Linked DNA regions of Homo sapiens: region 1 is linked to region 2. The links are chromatin contacts, found by POLR2A ChIA-PET in ENCODE. All regions are on one chromosome and are shown on one strand. Each heading gives the region's core, a stretch centred on a gene start or an enhancer-like site at or near the end of the contact. The rest is flanking DNA. Distances are from core to core; before and after follow the strand shown. Region 1 holds the start of MYL6B (myosin light chain 6B). Region 2 holds the start of GAPDH-DT (GAPDH divergent transcript).

Region 1 (5,779 bases), core at 2,131-4,630, about 50 Mb before region 2:
AATCCTCCCCTGGTCATGGATGCCTCTTGCTTTCCATTTCACCCTAGTACTGCTGAAAGTATTGACCCACAAGGAAACAATCCCAGGAGGTTACGAGACTTGTACCAGAACACACAACCCACACGTCTCTTCCAAAATGAAAATTCAGGTTTCCCGCCTCATCCCTTTTCCTCTGCCCTCCGGATGGCACTTTAGCCTCTGGAAGAGCGAGTCCTTCAGATTCTACCCCCATAGCTCTGACCTTCTCAGTCTCCTGCCGACAACCTGCAGGACAGTAAGCCTCCTGCTAGCTCTGCTTATCTGTCCAGTCTTTCTGGCCCACCCCATCCCCCTCTCCACTCTAAAGGAGTTCTGGTCCCCCTTGCCTGCCTCACCAAGGGTGGTGAGAACATGTCTGAGCTCTGCTCCCATGACTTTGCCGTTCCCCTCCTTGTCAAACACACGAAACCCCTCCAAGTAGTCCTCATATGTGCCTTGGCCTCGGTTCTTGGCCACTGCCTGGAGCATGGGCAGGAAAGTCTCAAAGTCCACACGCCGCGACTTCAGCTCTGGAGGTTGGAGAGAGGTAAAGGAGAGGTCATTGTAGTATTACATAGGACCCAGCTCCCAACCCTACCACAATGCTTTCATCCTATTCAGCATTTAGGATATTTTCCTGCTTCTGTGTTTGACAGTTTTTGAAGTCCTGAGATCCACCTCATTCTTTTTGTTACCAACATCCAACTTTTGAAAACTAAAAACCCAAATTGTTCCCAAGGGTCCCCTCACCATCACTCTTGGGGTTCCCCAGGACCTTGAGCACCTCGGCGTTGGTGGGGTTCTGGCCCAGGGCCCTCATCACGTCCCCACACTGGCTGTACAGGATCTTGCCATCCCCCACTCGGTCAAACAGCTCGAAGGCCTCCTTGAACTCTAAAGTATAAGGAAGGGTCAGTGTAGACACTGACTAGGGTTCCCATCACCCCCAGACAGAAGGGAATTTCAGAAACTATGTGAACAGAACAAGGGAGGAAAAGAGGACTAGTATGGGAGGTTTCAAGGTCAGGACTGGGGTTAGGGGAATAGAAAGAGAATCTGACCAGGGGATTGGGGATGGGACAGTGGCCTTAGATGAGCTTCTCCTCACCCTCCAGCTGGTCCTTGTTAAACTCGATCTGTGGAAGAAAAAAGCAGGTGGGGAGAGATGAGAGTTTATTCAATCCCTCTCCCGCACTCCTCCCAACCAACTGGCAGCCACTTCTGAGGAGGGGCCCAAAGGGACCAGGCTGGAAGCCCAGCCACCTCAGTCCCATTCCCAGCTCTGGGCCTTGGGAGAATCCCAAGAAGAGGAATTACAGTGGGGAGGGTTTCCTGGGAACAGGGTTAATCCCATGCCACCTGTTTCCCTCCCTCCATTGCCCTGAGCCCTGCATCCCACACATAACTGGGGGCTGAACAAAGGCTAAATTTACCCCTGGCCCCCAGCTGTGATTGTCTAACAAGTCTGTCCTCTTCAGCCTCCCCTCCTGGAGTTCAGAGCTGCAGGCCTTTTGAATTGAACCACCAGCCAGGGGCAGGCAACAGCTCTCTTCCCTTCACCTTGAAACTGTTCTCAGAACCCAGATGTTCCCCATCTAAGAGTCCCTGCCTCCAGCAGGGGGTAAGTGAGTGTGTATGTGCTGTACACACATGATTATAGGTTAGAGGGAGAGAACAGCAAAGACAACAGCAGAGTCATAAGACTGGATGCTTCCAAATGGGGGACTAAGGGAAAGCCCCAATCTCATTCCAGGGCTCACTGATTCCCTACCTTCTAGATACCCCCTAATCCCCTAGGCTGTATCCCACCCTCAAACCACCCCCTCCAATTCTATCTTCACTTTCCAGAGACTCACCACCACTTTGGAGAGATCGACTGGAGGCTCCTGGGTTTTCTGAGGGGCCTGGGGGACAGCTGGCTCAGCTTTGGTCTTGGCTGGAGGAGCCCCTGCTGCTGCTGGCTTAGCAGCAGGTTTGGAGATGGAGGGCCCTGCTGGTTTCTTCACGGGAACATCCTTCTTGGGAGGCATGATGTCCGGTGGCCAAAGGACAGTGTGCGGATGGGGGCACCCATCTCTGTTTAAATAGCCAGGGAGTCTGGGATGTCAAGGGGCGGGGGCAGGGGCAGGGAGCCAGTTGGCTGTGGCAAAGATGAGGTAGAGGAGAGATATAACCGCCTGCCCTCACTCCCCTGGCCTCCTATGGTTCAGGACTCCTGCCCCAAGGTCTTCTTCCCTCTGTCCCCTTATCCCCAAAGGCTGACCAGAAAAGAACAATGTTTCCTTTAGGGGTAGGGGAGGAAGCCAGAGACTGCCCAGAATGAGGTAGTTAACCTCCAGGGTGAGGATAGGATGCTTGCCAGTGGCACTGAGATGGGGGTGGTGAGGCAAAGCAGGTGATCCAGCAGCTTTAGTCTTCTTGAAGGGTGGGGTGAGGGGTAGCAGCCAGGGAGGCTTGTGTGAACTGGAACAAGTTAAAGTGTGGTCTGGGAGCAATGACAAAAACAAGAAGCCCATCTGCCCAGCCCCTCCACTCCCTTCTGACCATGGCTTTGTAAAGAGCAGGGGTAGTTAACCTTAGAGTCTAATGATCCCTAATACTTGTAGTTCCTGAGCCCCCACCCAGCCAAGAACTGGAACTATTCACAGTATAAAGGAAGAATAGTCATAAAAACAGGAGTATGACATCCCTCATTGTCTCCTGTGCCCAGTGTTGTTTTAGGGGCAGGAGTGGGGGCAAAGATCAGGTTTAACATCTGCTACCCATTCTTCCATGGAAGAAACCTTCCACAAGCCCACGGTCATTCAAGACAAACAAAAGGTAGGGTGCTTGCTGAACCTGTGGGGACCCTTTGGTGGCACCTGAGGAGAAGGGCAGGCTCTGGGAGACGGCTTAAATTCCCTAATCCAAGAGGATGTGGGCGCTCCTATGGCTCCATGAGTATTCACCCCACAACCAGGGGTATAATAAAAATCCTGACTCAGGGGCCAGGTCACAAACCTTGCCAGGGGCGCTGGGAGAGAGTCCAAGTTGGGGGGCGTTTGGGAGTGGGGAGGGATTGCAGGCTACTTTTGTTCTGGGGTAAATTAGGAAAGGATTTAGGTAGCATTCTGAGGAAGATAGCAGTGATTCCACTTAGGCCCCGGGGTTGATGCTGGGTCTCCCATTCGCAAAACAGCGTCTGAATCTCATGACTGCAAATTGTCCCATTTTTACAAAATACATCACACACACACGACACACACACACACACACACACTCACGCACCCCCACTAAATCTTAAAGAAAATGGCCCTCCTCAGCCCCCAAAAACTCACCCTGCGGGGTCCGTGTCTGGGGCTGGGGAGGGGGCGGGGCATAGCGCGGCCCCCAGCCCTGAAGGGTTAATTCCGGTGGCCGCGGAGCATGCCGGGAGTCGTAGTTCCCCGCGGGCTCACGGGATGCGCCGCGCTCTAGATTGCAGTTGACGCGAGGGCGGTGGCTTCCGGCCCATGGCGGTGGTTGGTGACTCAGTGTCCTTCCAGCGCGCTTTATGTCCCGGAACTGAAAGGCAATGAACAATTTCCAATCCACCCCAACCCTAAAAACCCTGCGGGGCCCCTAGGGTATCCCTCCTACTTAACCCTGGCGGGCTCCTAGTCTCGGGAGGTGGAGGGGGCGGGGCGGCTGTTTTCCTGGACCTACTGCTGAAAGAACTCAGAACCTGGGGAAAGATTGAGGCTGCAGCAGGCAGCGTGGAGGTCAGATAGCTGGAAGCACTTAACGGCCCCGGGGAGAACCGCTGCACTCTCTTTTGCTTCCTCTCGCGGTTTGGTAGAAAAAAAAGAGGCCTCAGAGTAGTTTGTTTTTAATGAGCTGGTTGCTGAAGTAAATGTTAAAATTTGCAATTAAGCCCAGTCACCTGCCCCAGCCTTCTCTGATCGAGGTTTCCATCCTGCGGCAGCATATGCGCCATCCTCCTCGATCTTCACAGGTCTCTGAGCGGAGGGCTGGGCTTTCCAGCCCTACTTTCTGAAACTCTTATGGTCAGCATTGGAGTTCACTGGTTCCCCTAGGCGTTGATCAGAGGATGGGAACCAGCCCGGCCGGGCCCACCTTCACTCACTGGATCAGTAAATACCCTGGCGGTGCACCTGGTGTTGGAAGCTGGTGCTGCACAGGCGTGTGAGGATTAGATCAGAGCAGAAAACTCGGGCGATGGCAGGGTGGTGAGGCACAGGTGAACTTTATGGGCAGTAAGTGAGGTTCACTGGTTGGGGAAAGTTTATTGGAAAGGTAGAAATGAATTGTACGACAGAAATAACGATAATAGTAAGTTAGCAACCATTTCTGGAGGCCGCCATAGATCTCGTACCGGTGAAGGGGCTAAATTATCTCAGAGGGTGCTCAAGTGGATGGGGTTCAGACAGCCTACTCAGATTTAAATCCTGGTTCTACCAGGTCCTAGTTAGTGACCCTCAGCAGGTTTAGTTATCTCTCCTGGGCCTCAGTTCCTCATCTGTAAAATAATGATAATGGTACCTACCTCATAGGGCTCTTCGGAGGATTCGAAGTGTTATTATTGGTAAAATAGGGCCGGGCTTGGTGGCTCACACCTCCCAGCACTTTGGGAGGCGAGGCAGGTGGGTCACCTGAGGTCAGGAGTTCGAGACCAGCCTGGCCAACATGGTGAAACCCTGTCACTACTAAAAATACAAAAAAAAAAAAAAAAAAAAAAAAAAAAAAAAATAGCTGGGCCTGGTGGCGGGCGCCTGTAATCTCAGTTACTTGGGAGGCTGAGGTCGGAGAATCACTTGAACCCGGCAGGTTGCAGTGAGCCGAGATCGCACCACTGCACTCCAGCCTGGGTGACAGAGTGAGACTCCAACTCAAAAAAAAAAAAAAGTGTAAAATAGAATAGGCCTGGCACAGCATAAGTGCTGTATAAGTTTTTGTTAAATAACTTTCCTTTAATCTTCCCAAGGTATGAGGTCGCTGATATTTTCCCCATTTTACATCAATGAAGTAAGGATCAATAGGTGTTGTGAAGAGACGGAGAGGAAGAAGGAATACATTTTTAAGTGGTTATAAGACTGGGAAAGGGCCACATTATAGATGCCTTTGTGTGGCTTTCATTACTTTTGCAGACATTGATTTCAAAATATGGCTCTTGTAATTTTTTTTCTTTCCTTTTCCCATTTTTGGCATTTTGCCAAGTATGAGTGGTTATGGCATCATCTGACTTTCTAGCATTTTCTATAGAGAAGTAGTACAGGGAAAAAACGTTAAGACCCTTGCAGAGATGGGAAGGCTATCCTTCATTTTCTGTGCCATCCCTGTCTTGATCATAAATAACAGGAACTGGACGAAACATGGTCTTAACTGGGCATAGGGTGATTATATATGTGAATTATCTGTGAGAAATGCCTGTCTCTCCTCTCTCCTCTCCCTGCTTAGCATGTGATTTGTATATTCTTATTTTTCTTTGGTTTTGTTTTTTTCTAGAAATGAGGTCTCACTGTGTTACCCAGTCTCAAACTGAGCTCAAGTGATCTTCCCATCTCAGGTGCCTCCCAAAGTGCTGGGATTATAGGTATGACCTACCTTGACTGGCCTGTATATTCTTAGAGATTGCATTTTGTGGGCAGGGAGGGAGGTGAGTCCGAAGCTTGCTTGCCTTCCCTAGGCATGCCGTCCTCCAGGAACCTCCACATGTTCAGCTGTCCAGAGTGGCCCATTAGATTGAAAGAATATGGAAAGCCATTGGGGAGCTGTTCCGCAG
Region 2 (5,843 bases), core at 2,610-5,109:
AGTGTGGTGGGGGACTGAGTGTGGCAGGGACTCCCCAGCAGTGAGGGTCTCTCTCTTCCTCTTGTGCTCTTGCTGGGGCTGGTGGTCCAGGGGTCTTACTCCTTGGAGGCCATGTGGGCCATGAGGTCCACCACCCTGTTGCTGTAGCCAAATTCGTTGTCATACCTAGAAGATGAAAAGAGTTGTCAGGGCCCTTTTTCTGAGCCAGCCACCAGAGGGCGCCAGACCCTGCACTTTTTAAGAGCCAGTCTCTGGCCCCAGCCACATACCAGGAAATGAGCTTGACAAAGTGGTCGTTGAGGGCAATGCCAGCCCCAGCGTCAAAGGTGGAGGAGTGGGTGTCGCTGTTGAAGTCAGAGGAGACCACCTGGTGCTCAGTGTAGCCCAGGATGCCCTTGAGGGGGCCCTCCGACGCCTGCTTCACCACCTTCTTGATGTCATCATATTTGGCAGGTTTTTCTAGACGGCAGGTCAGGTCCACCACTGACACGTTGGCAGTGGGGACACGGAAGGCCATGCCAGTGAGCTTCCCGTTCAGCTCAGGGATGACCTTGCCCACAGCCTTGGCAGCGCCAGTAGAGGCAGGGATGATGTTCTGGAGAGCCCCGCGGCCATCACGCCACAGTTTCCCGGAGGGGCCATCCACAGTCTTCTGGGTGGCAGTGATGGCATGGACTGTGGTCTGCAAAAGGAGTGAGGCCCTGCAGCGTACTCCCCACATCACCCCTCTACCTCCCTCCCCACCTTGAAAGGAAATTATGGGAAAGCCAGTCCCCAGAACCCCCAACCCCAGGGTTGCACGCAGCCCCGGCAGGGAGGAGCCAGTCTTGGATGAGAAAGGTGGGAGCCTCAGTCCCATTCCCCAGCTCTCATACCATGAGTCCTTCCACGATACCAAAGTTGTCATGGATGACCTTGGCCAGGGGTGCTAAGCAGTTGGTGGTGCAGGAGGCATTGCTGCAAAGAAAGAGGGAGCGGGGCGCAAGTCAGGGGAGCGTGTCCATAGGGTGCCAGGCTGGCCGCTTCTCCACGGGCCCTGCCTTCCTCACCTGATGATCTTGAGGCTGTTGTCATACTTCTCATGGTTCACACCCATGACGAACATGGGGGCATCAGCAGAGGGGGCAGAGATGATGACCCTTTTGGCTCCCCCCTGCAAATGAGCCTACAGCAGAGAAGCAGACAGTTATGAACCCGGGTCCTGCCTTTGCAGGGCTGAGTCAGCTTCCCCTCCCGCGGGCCCTCCTGCACTCACCCCAGCCTTCTCCATGGTGGTGAAGACGCCAGTGGACTCCACGACGTACTCAGCGCCAGCATCGCCCCACTTGATTTTGGAGGGATCTCGCCTATGGGGGTGGGGGGGAGATGGGGACAGGACCATATTGAGGGACACAAGGTTACCATATACCCAAGGGAGCCACACCATCCTAGTTGCCTCCCCAAAGCACATTTCTTCCATTCTGTCTTCCACTCACTCCTGGAAGATGGTGATGGGATTTCCATTGATGACAAGCTTCCCGTTCTCAGCCTTGACGGTGCCATGGAATTTGCCATGGGTGGAATCATATTGGAACATGTAAACCTGGGGGAATACGTGAGGGTATGAAGGGGCTGCCCATCAGCCAGGTGGCTCCTCCCACACCAGCTTTGGGGCTCACCATGTAGCACTCACCATGTAGTTGAGGTCAATGAAGGGGTCATTGATGGCAACAATATCCACTTTACCAGAGTTAAAAGCAGCCCTGGTGACCAGGCGCCCAATACGACCAAATCTAAGAGACAAGAGGCAAGAAGGCATGAGGAGGGGAGGCTCCTCCAGAATATGTGAGCAGCCCTAGGCCACCTCCCCATTAAGAGGGCGAATGCAGCATCTCCTTACCCCCAGGAGGGCCCAAGAGGTTGAATTTTATCTCCCTTGAGCTTCCCTGCCAGGCTGGCCTGGCTTAAGGCATGGCTGCAACTGAAGGCTCCAGGGCTGCCCAACACCCCCAGTCATACGAAGCCCTTCCAGGAGAAGCGGCCATGTGGGGCACTGCCACCCACAGTCTGGGCACAAGCTTTGTACATGGTATTCACCACCCCACTATGCCACCCCAGGAATGCTTGCTGCTGCCTAGCTCAGCTGCACCCTTTAGGGAGAAAACGCTTGTACACTCAGCATCATCAAACTCAAAGGGCAGGAGTAAAGGTCAGAAATTAACTGGACAGGGCAAGCCCACCCCTTCTCTAAGTCCCTCCTACAAAAGGGACAGAGACTGGGGCGGGTGGGAAGAGGGGAAGCTGTATTTTAACCCCCTAGTCCCAGGGCTTTGATTTGCCAAGTTGCCTGTCCTTCCTAGCTCTTTTCCAGAAATCAGGAGTGGGAGCACAGGTAAGTGCATGTGTGTGGGGAGAAGGGATGGGAGAGAGCCCCAGCCCAGGCCCCCAGCTACAGAAAGGTCAGCAGCTATATTTAACCTCAGACCAGGGTGCGGTGGGAGATCTGGTTTCCGGAAGACGGAATGGGGAGAAGGGCAGGTTCCCCGAGGCGCCCAGACACCCAATCCTCCCGGTGACATTTACAGCCTGGCCTTTGGGGTCGGGTCAACGCTAGGCTGGCAGGGGAAGGGCGGGGCCGTGAGGTGAGCCGGCGCTGCAGGAAGGGGCCACCACCAGAGGGGCCATTTTGCGGTGGAAATGTCCTTTTCCAACTACCCATGACTCAGCTTCTCCCGGCTTGGCACCATGCCACAGCCACCACACCTCTGCGGGGAGGGGACACAAGAGGACCTCCATAAACCCACTTCTTTGATTTACCAGAGAATAATCTAGGAAAAGCATCACCCGGAGGAGAAATCGGGCCAGCTAGCCTCGCTCCACCTGACTTCCCCGCCACACGCGACTCCACCCATCGAGGCAGGAGCGCAGGGTTAGTCACCGGCAGGCTTTCCTAACGGCTGCCCATTCATTTCCTTCCCGGTTGCAACATGGCGGCCGCTCTACCGCAGGCGCAGCATCCGGACAGGGATGCACCCGCTGCGCACTAGCATCCCGGGGCCTGCGGTGCCGGAGGCCGTGGGGGAGGGGCTCCTCTGCGACACGTGACCCCGCAGAGCGCGAAAGGAAAGAAAGCGTCCCCCACCTAGGGGTCCGGGTCGGGATCTCGGGCGGGAGTAGGGACCTCCTGTTTCTGGGGACTAGGGGAAGGAGGCTCCGGGCAGATGGCGCCGCAAGGGCGGAGCTGCACAGGGCGCCACAGCCTGGGTGCGGGGCTCCGCCAGGTCCGAGCGCTGACCTTGAGCTCTCCTTGCGGGGAACAGCTACCCTGCCCCCATACGACTGCAAAGACCCGGAGCCCGCAAGGCTCGTAGACGCGGTTCGGGGGCGGTCGCAGCCCAGGGCCCCCCAGCCACCCGCGAACTCACCCGTTGACTCCGACCTTCACCTTCCCCATGGTGTCTGAGCGATGTGGCTCGGCTGCGCGGAGGGAGAGAACAGTGAGCGCCTAGTGGCCCCGGCCGACACACACGCCTCCCCTCCCCTCCCCCACCAGGCCTCCATGCCCAGCCCGCGCCGCATCACGTCCTCCGCCCGCCCCTGCAATGCGGAGGCCGCCCGGGCCCACCCCGCAGCGGCGCGAACACATCCGGCCTGCGCCCGCCCCTGCCGCCTTCAGGCCGTCCCTAGCCTCCCGGGTTTCTCTCCGCCCGTCTTCACCTGGCGACGCAAAAGAAGATGCGGCTGACTGTCGAACAGGAGGAGCAGAGAGCGAAGCGGGAGGCTGCGGGCTCAATTTATAGAAACCGGGGGCGCGGCGGCAGGCGGTGACTCGGACCCCGCCTCCCGCCAGGCTCAGCCAGTCCCAGCCCAAGGTCTTGAGGCCTGAGCTACGTGCGCCCGTAAAACCGCTAGTAGCCGGGCCCTACTTTCTCCCCGCTTTTTTTTTTCCGCAGCCGCCTGGTTCAACTGGGCACGCACCGAGCGTGTGGGCCCCGACGTAGGGGGGAAGGGACTGAGATTGGCCCGATGGGAGGTGATCGGTGCTGGTTCCCAGGACTGGACTGTGGGCAGCAGGACACTAGGGAGTCAAGGACGGGGACCCTTACACGCTTGGATGAAACAGGAGGACTTTGGGAACGACTGAGATGGGGAATTGGAGCCGGAGCCCAGCACCGCTCGCGGCTGCACGCGGCCTGCCCCCTCCCCTTTCTTTCTTTCAAAGGCTGAGAGGCGGGAAAGTTGGGGAACTTCTCCTCGAGGCTCTGCGGTAGTGACACCGGACTGCTCAGGCAAAGGCCTAGGAGGGGCCCATGGGCCTCGGGCGGGGGCCCGTGGTTCCTTCCCAGCCCCCACTTCCCCCTCCCCATCTCCTGGCTCCTGGCATCTCTGGGACCGAGGCCTGGGCTGGGCACTGGGCACTGGGCACTGGGGGCCTGGAGAGGAAGGAGGCTCGGGAGGCGGCTTGAGGGGGAGGGGGAGGTTTCTGCACGGAAGGTCACGATGTCCTGCAGCCCTGTAGCCTGGACCTGATAATTAGGGCAGACAATCCCGGCCCTGTGTGCACCAGCGGCTCTCTCCGGGCTGGGGCCCCAGGCGGAGGACAGGATGGCTGGTGGGGGCCCAGAGGCCTCCCACAAAGGCACTCCTGGAAACCTGTGGGCTGTGCTGCCTAGGGAGAGAGACAGTGTGCCTTTCATTCCATCCAGCCTGGGGCGAAGAGCGGGACGTGAGGGCGGAAGTCCCTCCCCGCCCTGGGACGTGCAGGCGAGCCAGGAGCCAGGGACTCCCTTTCACTGGCTGCGCCGGGGGATATTGAGGGCAGGGTGAGTCAAGAAGAGGGAAAAAGTGGGAAAAGAGGTCTTGGGCACACGGTGGGAACAGGTCCCCTGCCCCCTCCCACAGGGGATCCATTCTTCTGGTAGGAGGGCAGAGGGCCAGGTTTGTGAGTGTGGGATGGGAGGGTGCTGAACACTTGTAAGGAAGGGGGTGGGGTGGGGTGGCCTTGGCCCATCAGCAGGTGCATGGGAGGGGGATCCCGGGCCTCTTTGCTGGCCCAGCATAACCTGACACCAGCCCCCTGCCCTTCTAGCTAAAAGCCGGTTGCTAAGTTTAGCCTGCCTGGTGATAATCTTTGCTTAAAAAGCACCCACAGGACTCCAGTCCCTGACCCTGCCTTTCTGGGATTGCCTTTCCTGCTGGGACCCAGAGCCAGGCTGTGTCCTCGTCTGGCTGCCACTGGCATGGTTGGTGCGGGCTTTTCACAATGACCACCCAGAGCAGAGTAGCAAGAGCAAGGCAAGAAGGTCCCTAATGGTGAAAGGGGTGGGGTGGGGGAGTGGAGGAAGCCCCACCTCTGACTCAGCTATTCCTGCAACCAGGACCGTTAACCCTTTCTCATTGAGAGCATTAAGAGCACCTCCATGCTCCTGCACCACCCAAGCGTGATCTTCCCCTCTGCCTCATGCTTGTCATTTTTCATTACTGTCTTCTCCCCGCAAAGAGGGAGCTCAGTGCCCAGGGAGCACTACTGACGTAGTGTGCTGTTGTCATGACAGCAGAGGCACCAGTGTGGTCACGACAGCCAGCTCACAGCCTCCGGTTCGAAGGTGACTCAGCAGAGAAGACTTGAGGAGCTGGAGAGGGGTGCGCAGGCTTCAGGGGGCAGCCCGCCTGCAGCATAGCTCACGCCCTCTGCAGACCCGGGAACAATGAGGAATGCTGGGAGACAGGTCTTGTCTCCTGCAGAGCTGGAGGGGATCATGATCTGAACTTCCACGAGCCTGGGCCGGTCTGCTGCCAACCTTTGGAGATGGGATTAGGGAACACGAGTGGGGGTGGGGTGAGGCACACGGCAGAAAGCAACC

Evidence for each region. ChIA-PET counts read pairs that join two places held with the same protein, here RNA polymerase II (POLR2A).
Region 1: POLR2A ChIA-PET joins it to region 2 with 10 read pairs in A673. The contact joins the promoter of MYL6B here to the promoter of GAPDH-DT in region 2. POLR2A ChIA-PET finds 5 or more read pairs at or near these places in 2 of 52 experiments (A673 and activated CD8-positive, alpha-beta memory T cell).

What each region holds. Positions count from the first base shown.
Region 1 is chr12:56,150,188-56,155,966 of GRCh38, reverse strand. MYL6B (myosin light chain 6B) reads right to left here and starts at 3,380. Exons shown (of 8, transcript NM_002475.5): 1 at 3,336-3,380; 2 at 1,875-2,094; 3 at 1,127-1,154; 4 at 769-912; 5 at 375-548. The coding sequence starts at 2,048. It overlaps LOC124902942, which reads right to left and starts at 4,140. Exons shown (of 3, transcript XM_047429954.1): 1 at 3,920-4,140; 2 at 3,336-3,561; 3 at 2,070-2,158. The coding sequence starts at 3,973. The coding sequence ends at 2,124. MYL6B-AS1 (MYL6B antisense RNA 1) reads left to right here. Exons shown (of 3, transcript NR_186043.1): 3 at 4,982-5,171. LOC124902943 (a long non-coding RNA gene) reads left to right here and starts at 2,094. Exons shown (of 2, transcript XR_007063328.1): 1 at 2,094-2,838. RefSeq lists an enhancer at 4,227-4,306.
Region 2 is chr12:6,532,423-6,538,265 of GRCh38, reverse strand. It overlaps GAPDH-DT (GAPDH divergent transcript), which reads left to right and starts at 3,859. Exons shown (of 2, transcript XR_002957397.2): 1 at 3,859-4,802; 2 at 5,123-5,843. GAPDH (glyceraldehyde-3-phosphate dehydrogenase) reads right to left here and starts at 3,749. Exons shown (of 9, transcript NM_002046.7): 1 at 3,697-3,749; 2 at 3,405-3,456; 3 at 1,673-1,772; 4 at 1,476-1,582; 5 at 1,256-1,346; 6 at 1,050-1,165; 7 at 876-957; 8 at 270-682; 9 at 1-165. The coding sequence starts at 3,433. The coding sequence ends at 96. RefSeq lists enhancers at 874-1,647, 3,196-3,969, 3,970-4,743, 4,744-5,517, 5,478-5,607 and silencers at 3,458-3,597, 4,318-4,567.